Linked DNA regions of Homo sapiens: region 1 is linked to region 2. The links are chromatin contacts, found by Hi-C or POLR2A ChIA-PET in ENCODE. All regions are on one chromosome and are shown on one strand. The core of a region is the stretch at or near the end of the contact, and the rest is flanking DNA. Distances in the headings are between cores, read along the strand shown. Region 1 holds the start of NAP1L2 (nucleosome assembly protein 1 like 2). Region 2 holds the start of RPS4X (ribosomal protein S4 X-linked).

Region 1 (3,355 bases), core at 173-2,672, 940 kb before region 2:
TTTTACCTATTTTTAAATCTACATTTCAGGAGCATTAAGTACAATCACACTGCTGTGAACCATCATCACCATACATCTCCAGAATATTTTCTTTTTCTTGAACTGAAACTCCATACACATTGAACAATAACTTCCTTTCCTCCCTACCCCAAGCCTCTGAAAACCATGTTTCTACTTTCTGTCTCTGTGAATTTGACTGCTCTAGATACCTAATTAAAGTAGAATCATACAATATTTGTTCTTTTGTATCTGGTATTTTCACTTAAAGGAAAAATTTATCTATAAACTGACAGAATTTAGAAATAAATACAACAATATGTAAACAGTTTTAATATCTGTGATAGTAACAAATTCTTTAAATCTGGAAAATAATAGTCACTTAAAATTTTAAAAAATTGTTCAATTAATAAATGATCCAAGTTAGAAATATGAACAAAATAAACCTCACCAATAATTACTATAGAGAGGAAATTTTAATTACTGCAAAGCTTTCCATCCTATAAATACATTATCAAATAGTTTAACCATTTCTTTAATGCTGAGATTTAGATTATTTCCAATTAACTCAAAAGCATCAAGCAAATGTTATGATTTCTAAGAATAAACATAACTTTCCATTTTGGCTTTTGTATATATGTATATTTCTAACGGCTGTTAAAGCCAGCATTAAGAAGGAGAAGCAGAAAGTCAGTATTGGGACTGGGGTTATTTATAAGCCAGGCAACTGGTTAATTGTGGTTAATTGTCTGGTATGTTTACTAGTCACGTAGTTGTATACACCATACTAGTTTTTCATCACAGGCCCTCATTCGCCCCCACTGCCATCGGACTTCCTCCTCCTCCCCTCACAGGAAATGTTTCGAGAATTTTTCAACCTAAAATCATATAGCTTGTGAAAAATACCGACAAACATAATATAGAATATTTAAATAACTGACACGCCACCTAAAGACCATCAGTGCTAATTCCTGGTGTTTTTAATCTTTGAAGCGTTTGTTTATCAGCTCTTCCACCATCCACCTCTCCCCTCCCCAGGTCCCCGATCTAAAATCAAAGAGATTGATTTAGGATGGGTGGGTGCCTTGTCTTCTCTCATTGTTCGACATTTTAGTTACGTTTTCTCTGAGCTCTCTGGAAAGCATAAAAGTATAATATCTGTTAAAAGTTGGATGAATGAACTAATGAACGCAATGGGATTCCAGAAAACTCTGCGGGAGATGGGCTAGAGGACGAGGAGGAGGTGGATGAATCAGCCATGTTAGAGAGCCTGGGAAGGTGAGCAGAGTTGAAAACTTGATAGATCTAATAATTTACTGGCTCTGGGTTTGTCAGTCACTACATTGCAGCAAATGAGATTAGAGCATAGTTGTGGGAGGGAAGGAGGTGACGCAGCAATCTATTTGCACCTAGAAATTTTAGGCAAGTGATAGCTGCGTAATCATACTGCGGCACCGTTTTTTTCTTGCAGCAGTAGCTGCTTGCGGAGGAGGTCTGCCCACTGCAGCTCTCTGCAGTCTCCGGCTCTCTCCTGCAGGATCGGTCAACGCAGCCGTCGCCGCCCTCTGCACCCAGCCCAGGTCGCCACTGCTTCAGTCCGGTTCTCAAAGCCTCAGCACCATCTTTTATCCCCGAGCAGCCTGGATCGTCGTTCCCTCAGTCCGGACGCCACTGCTAGGTCCGACCACCGCCGCTTCTGATATTTCGGTGAGTCTTTTCCTGTGGAGGTTTGGTCTCCCGATCTCTGTGGTAGCCACCTTAGGCGTGTACGGTCCTTTGAAAAATGGCCGAGTCAGAGAACCGCAAGGAGCTGTCAGAATCCAGTCAAGAAGAGGCTGGTAATCAGATAATGGTGGAAGGGCTCGGGGAACATCTGGAGCGCGGTGAAGATGCCGCTGCTGGGCTTGGAGACGATGGGAAGTGCGGTGAAGAAGCTGCCGCTGGGCTTGGGGAAGAAGGGGAAAACGGTGAAGATACTGCTGCTGGGTCCGGGGAAGATGGGAAAAAAGGTGGCGATACTGATGAGGACTCAGAGGCAGACCGTCCAAAAGGACTTATCGGTTATGTTTTAGATACAGACTTTGTTGAAAGTCTACCTGTGAAAGTTAAGTACCGTGTGTTAGCCCTTAAAAAGCTTCAAACTAGAGCGGCCAATTTAGAATCCAAATTCCTGAGGGAATTTCATGACATTGAAAGAAAGTTTGCTGAAATGTACCAACCCTTACTGGAAAAAAGACGTCAGATCATCAATGCAATCTATGAACCTACAGAAGAGGAATGTGAATATAAATCAGACTCTGAGGACTGTGATGATGAGGAAATGTGTCATGAAGAGATGTATGGTAATGAGGAGGGTATGGTACATGAATATGTGGATGAGGACGATGGTTATGAGGACTATTATTATGATTATGCTGTGGAAGAGGAGGAGGAGGAGGAGGAGGAGGACGACATTGAGGCTACTGGAGAAGAGAATAAAGAAGAGGAGGATCCTAAGGGAATTCCTGATTTTTGGCTAACTGTTTTAAAAAACGTTGATACACTCACTCCTTTGATTAAGAAATATGATGAGCCTATTCTGAAGCTCCTGACAGATATTAAAGTTAAGCTTTCAGATCCTGGCGAGCCCCTCAGTTTCACACTAGAATTTCACTTCAAACCCAATGAATATTTCAAAAATGAGTTGTTGACAAAGACCTATGTGCTGAAGTCAAAGCTAGCATATTATGATCCCCATCCCTATAGGGGAACTGCGATTGAGTATTCCACAGGCTGTGAGATAGATTGGAATGAAGGAAAGAATGTCACTTTGAAAACCATCAAGAAGAAACAGAAACATCGGATCTGGGGAACAATCCGAACTGTAACTGAAGATTTTCCCAAGGATTCATTTTTCAATTTTTTCTCTCCTCATGGAATCACCTCAAATGGAAGGGATGGAAATGATGATTTTTTACTTGGTCACAATTTACGTACTTACATAATTCCAAGATCAGTATTATTTTTCTCAGGTGATGCACTGGAATCTCAGCAGGAGGGGGTAGTTAGAGAAGTTAATGATGCAATTTATGACAAAATTATTTATGATAATTGGATGGCTGCAATTGAGGAAGTTAAAGCTTGTTGCAAAAACCTTGAGGCATTAGTAGAAGACATTGATCGTTAGAGCAGAGTATACATGGCCCTGAAATTAACTGCCCTAGATATAGTTACTCAAGGTATAAGAAGCCTTGTGTTCTGTATTTTTCTTGTAGTGTTAGTTAAAACATATGTTTCAAAAATATAAGAAAAGTTCAAAAACTAATTAATTTGACCTTGAGTTTTAGTAGTAGAATGTTTTCAAGAAATGTACACTGTG
Region 2 (3,659 bases), core at 457-2,956:
GCTGGACACAGTGCCGAGCTCTCTGTTCAGTGGCAAGGGGCCTGCCCAGATGAATTAGGGCAGGCTCCATCCTGGAGGTGCTCAGTTTGGTGGAGGCCAGGTAACTAAATTTGTCCTTGCTACCTAATGTGCTGTGTGCCCTCACCAAGTTTGAACACAAGCCTCTGGGGCAAGAATGAGGGATTTACCCTGACTGAGGGGACCACGAGCCCACAGAACCAGAGGGACTTGAACTGTGCATTTCCAAGGCTGAGGTGTGGGATTAGGTGGTACCCAGGAAGGGGGTTTGGCTGTTTGTGGCAGTTCCAAGCTAAGGAATCGAGTCCACAAGCAGTCTTGAAAGAGCTGACTCTAGCCAGGCGCAGTGGCTCAGGCCTGTAATCCCAGCACTTTGGGAGGTCGAGGCGGGCGGATCGCTTGAGTCCAGGAGTTTGAGACCAGCCTAGGTAACATGGCGAAACCCCGTCTCTACAAAAAAATAAAACTACAAAAAATTAGTTGGGTGCAGTGGCGTGCGCCTGTTGTCCCAGCTACTCGTGGGGGCTGAAGTGAGAGGATCGCTTGAGCCCGGGCTGTCTGTCGAGGCTGCAGTGAGCCATGCACTACAGCCTGGGTGACAGAGTGAGACCCTGTCTCCCAAACAAACAAACAAAAAGAGCTGACTCCCTCGGAACAAACTAGCTTGGTGGGGCTTGAGCTTTGAAGTTTGGGATTGGGGAGAGAGAGCAATGGAGCCAGATAAAGTTCAGACCTGCTCCCTTACGGCAGGAAACAGAGGGCCAAGGGCAGTTTCGAAGCAGGATCAGATCTACATTTTAGTTAGATATAACCAGACGATTTCTAATATCCTCTCTCCTCCCTGAGTCTCTATAAGTGCCAAATGCGTTGTACAGGAAGCAAGGGGGAGGATGTCAGAGTTCAAGCAGAGAAGCAAGAGGGGGTTAAAAACGTTGTTGGCTCTTCCCAACTCAGTATGGGCTGCCTGGCTGGCTCAAGGGAACACAAAAAAGGGACAGACAAAATACGTTTAAGAAATAACATTAAATATTTATTAAAATGTATTCTATTGATTATATACAAGTTCTTTGTTTTGTTTTGTTTTGTTTTGTTTTTGAGACGGAGTCTCGCTCTGTCGCCCAGGCTGGAGTGCAGTGGCGCGATCTCGGCTCACTGCAAGCTCCACCTCCGGGGTTCACGCCATTCTCCTGCCTCAGCTTCCCGAGTAGCTGGGACTACAGGCGCCCGCCACTATGCCCGGCTAATTTTTTTGTATTTTTTTTTAGTATAGACGGGGTTTCACTGTGTTAGCCAGGATGGTCTCGATCTCCTGACCTCATGATCCGCCCGCCTCGGCCTCCCAAAGTGCTGGGATTACAGGCGTAGAATCATCTGTACGTGAGACTGGAAGTAAGCTCACTTTGAACTCTCCTTGAGGCCAGGGATGTTGTGTAGCTCATCTTTGTATTCCCAGCACCTAGCACAGAATAAGGCACACAAGAGGCGCTCAGCAAATATGGGAGGAGGAAGGGCGGAAAAAGGGGAGGGAGGAAATCGCCCTTAGGAGACACCCTCTTTCCGCGGCGGTTCCTCAACTCGGGACTTCTGACCTCCCACCAGCAGATGGCAAGAAAGAGTCCCGGCGCGCCAGCAAAGGGCTGAGCTGGGCGGAGCAGCTGAAAATCCGGCGCGCGCAGTCTCCAGCCCCAATTTCTACGCGCACCGGAAGACGGAGGTCCTCTTTCCTTGCCTAACGCAGCCATGGTAAGCCGTTTAGTTAGCGAGCTCTTAGGACGTATCCGCCTCCATCCTCCCCCGGCCGGGGCTGCCCGAGGTTTCGGGATTCCTACTGGGGATGGCCGGGCAGAGGCGAAGGGATCACGGCCTCCGTGGTAGGCCGGGACGGGCTCCAGGGCGAAGGGCGAACGCTGGCCTAGGGTTGGGGAGGCGCAGATCTGGTGCTGCTGTTGGGAAGGCCTCGGTTTCTGACCCGGCCATACGTCCTGATCCCGGGAGAAGCTGCTTTTCCTCCCGGGCCGGAGCCGCGGCTGGGCCAGGAGCTCAGACTGCGAGCCCGAGGTTGGTGGGCGCTGGGGGTGCCCGGCGGAGAAAGGTTTTCTTTGTCATTGCCTTTTTGGCACGGCCTGACTTTACCATACGTGGCCGGTAAGCATCTGGACACAGCATTAAAAAGGCTTCCTTACTCTTTTTAAAGTAAAATTGGTGTCAGCTTTTGGCTTTAGTGTACGAAGGAGCAGCACATGTGTTTGTGCGGATGTCAGAATCTTGTTCCATACGTGTCAAAAACAGACGGTAATAAATTGTGAAAACTTTAGAAACACAGGTAGACTCCTGGCTCATTTCTGTTGCTGTGCGTTTCACTAGTATGGTGTTCTTGAAAGACCCTAACCTCTAAGCAGATACAGTTTCAAACAGTAACATGGAAACACTTTAGCAAGGTTCTGAAAGATAGTAATCAGTAAACGTTCTGAAACATAGTAACCAAGAATATTCTCTGTTACAATAAGAAGGCTTGTTGCAGCTTATGGATCTCACGGTGTTTGTTAAATAACTGTGTTTGTTTCTGTTTTATCGGAACACTATACTTTAATATTGTCCACATTTTGCTGAAGATGAAACTAAACTAAGAGTTTAGTTTCACACTAGGTTTTATAAGCTGTTCTGAAACCTGATTAACAGCATTGCAATCTAAAACTTTCAGGCTCGTGGTCCCAAGAAGCATCTGAAGCGGGTGGCAGCTCCAAAGCATTGGATGCTGGATAAATTGACCGGTGTGTTTGTAAGTATCTTATATAAATATTTCCGTGGCCACTGTTTTTAAGTGTCTCCCAGGACTCATTTGGGGACCAGGCTAGGGGAGGAATATCTATTCTTGGCTTCCTCTGCCCTTGAAGGAGCTATACTATCTAGCTGTCCTCCACTTCCAATCGATTTAATATTTTTGTGCCTCATTTATTCCACATACCACATAGTACATTTACATGGACTCAGGATTCATGTTCTTAATGATCCTGGTCCTCTGACAGGGAAGATGCTATAAAACTTTAAGGTATGAAATAGTTTTGGATGCTTTTTACACCTCCTGTGTAAAAGTCCAAGTTGGGTGTAATATGGACGGTCTTGGTGTTCAGTTAGTGGATCTGGTGGACTAGGAGGTAGGTTTGAGTGCTTTAGTGAATCCCAACAGTGATTATCATTTTTAACGTTACAGGCTCCTCGTCCATCCACCGGTCCCCACAAGTTGAGAGAGTGTCTCCCCCTCATCATTTTCCTGAGGAACAGACTTAAGTATGCCCTGACAGGAGATGAAGTAAAGAAGATTTGCATGCAGCGGTTCATTAAAATCGATGGCAAGGTCCGAACTGATATAACCTACCCTGCTGGATTCATGGGTAAGAAGTTTTAAATACTCTGGAGACGCATATTGATGGCAGCCCTATGGTATCCAAATACTGTCTTGATCATTTTTCTAACCTTTGTAATCTGTCAAGTCTCAGAAACAAAGCCTGACCTTCCCTCTGTTTTTTACTTAAATAAAAAACATGCAAATAATCATGAAACGCTTTTCAAAACTAAATTTCGATTCACTTTTAAATTTTACATGCAGTCATGGGGTTTTGAAATATTGAAGATCTGGCCGT

The links. A loop is a pair of places that touch in the nucleus more often than their neighbours do. ChIA-PET counts read pairs that join two places held with the same protein, here RNA polymerase II (POLR2A). Pooled maps may share reads with other maps.
Region 1: a loop to region 2 is called in a map of CD4-positive, alpha-beta T cell, with 5 times the contacts of the local background. The contact joins the promoter of NAP1L2 here to the promoter of RPS4X in region 2. A Hi-C loop is called at or near these places in 1 of 168 maps with a recorded cell type or tissue (CD4-positive, alpha-beta T cell) and 9 of 50 pooled maps. POLR2A ChIA-PET finds 5 or more read pairs at or near these places in 1 of 52 experiments (naive thymus-derived CD8-positive, alpha-beta T cell).

Annotation. Positions count from the first base shown.
Region 1 is chrX:73,212,918-73,216,272 of GRCh38, reverse strand. It overlaps NAP1L2 (nucleosome assembly protein 1 like 2), which reads left to right and starts at 1,422. Exons shown (of 1, transcript NM_021963.4): 1 at 1,422-3,355. The coding sequence starts at 1,781. The coding sequence ends at 3,163.
Region 2 is chrX:72,275,295-72,278,953 of GRCh38, reverse strand. RPS4X (ribosomal protein S4 X-linked) reads left to right here and starts at 1,706. Exons shown (of 7, transcript NM_001007.5): 1 at 1,706-1,761; 2 at 2,720-2,797; 3 at 3,230-3,410. The coding sequence starts at 1,759. RefSeq lists enhancers at 1,887-1,956, 2,127-2,206.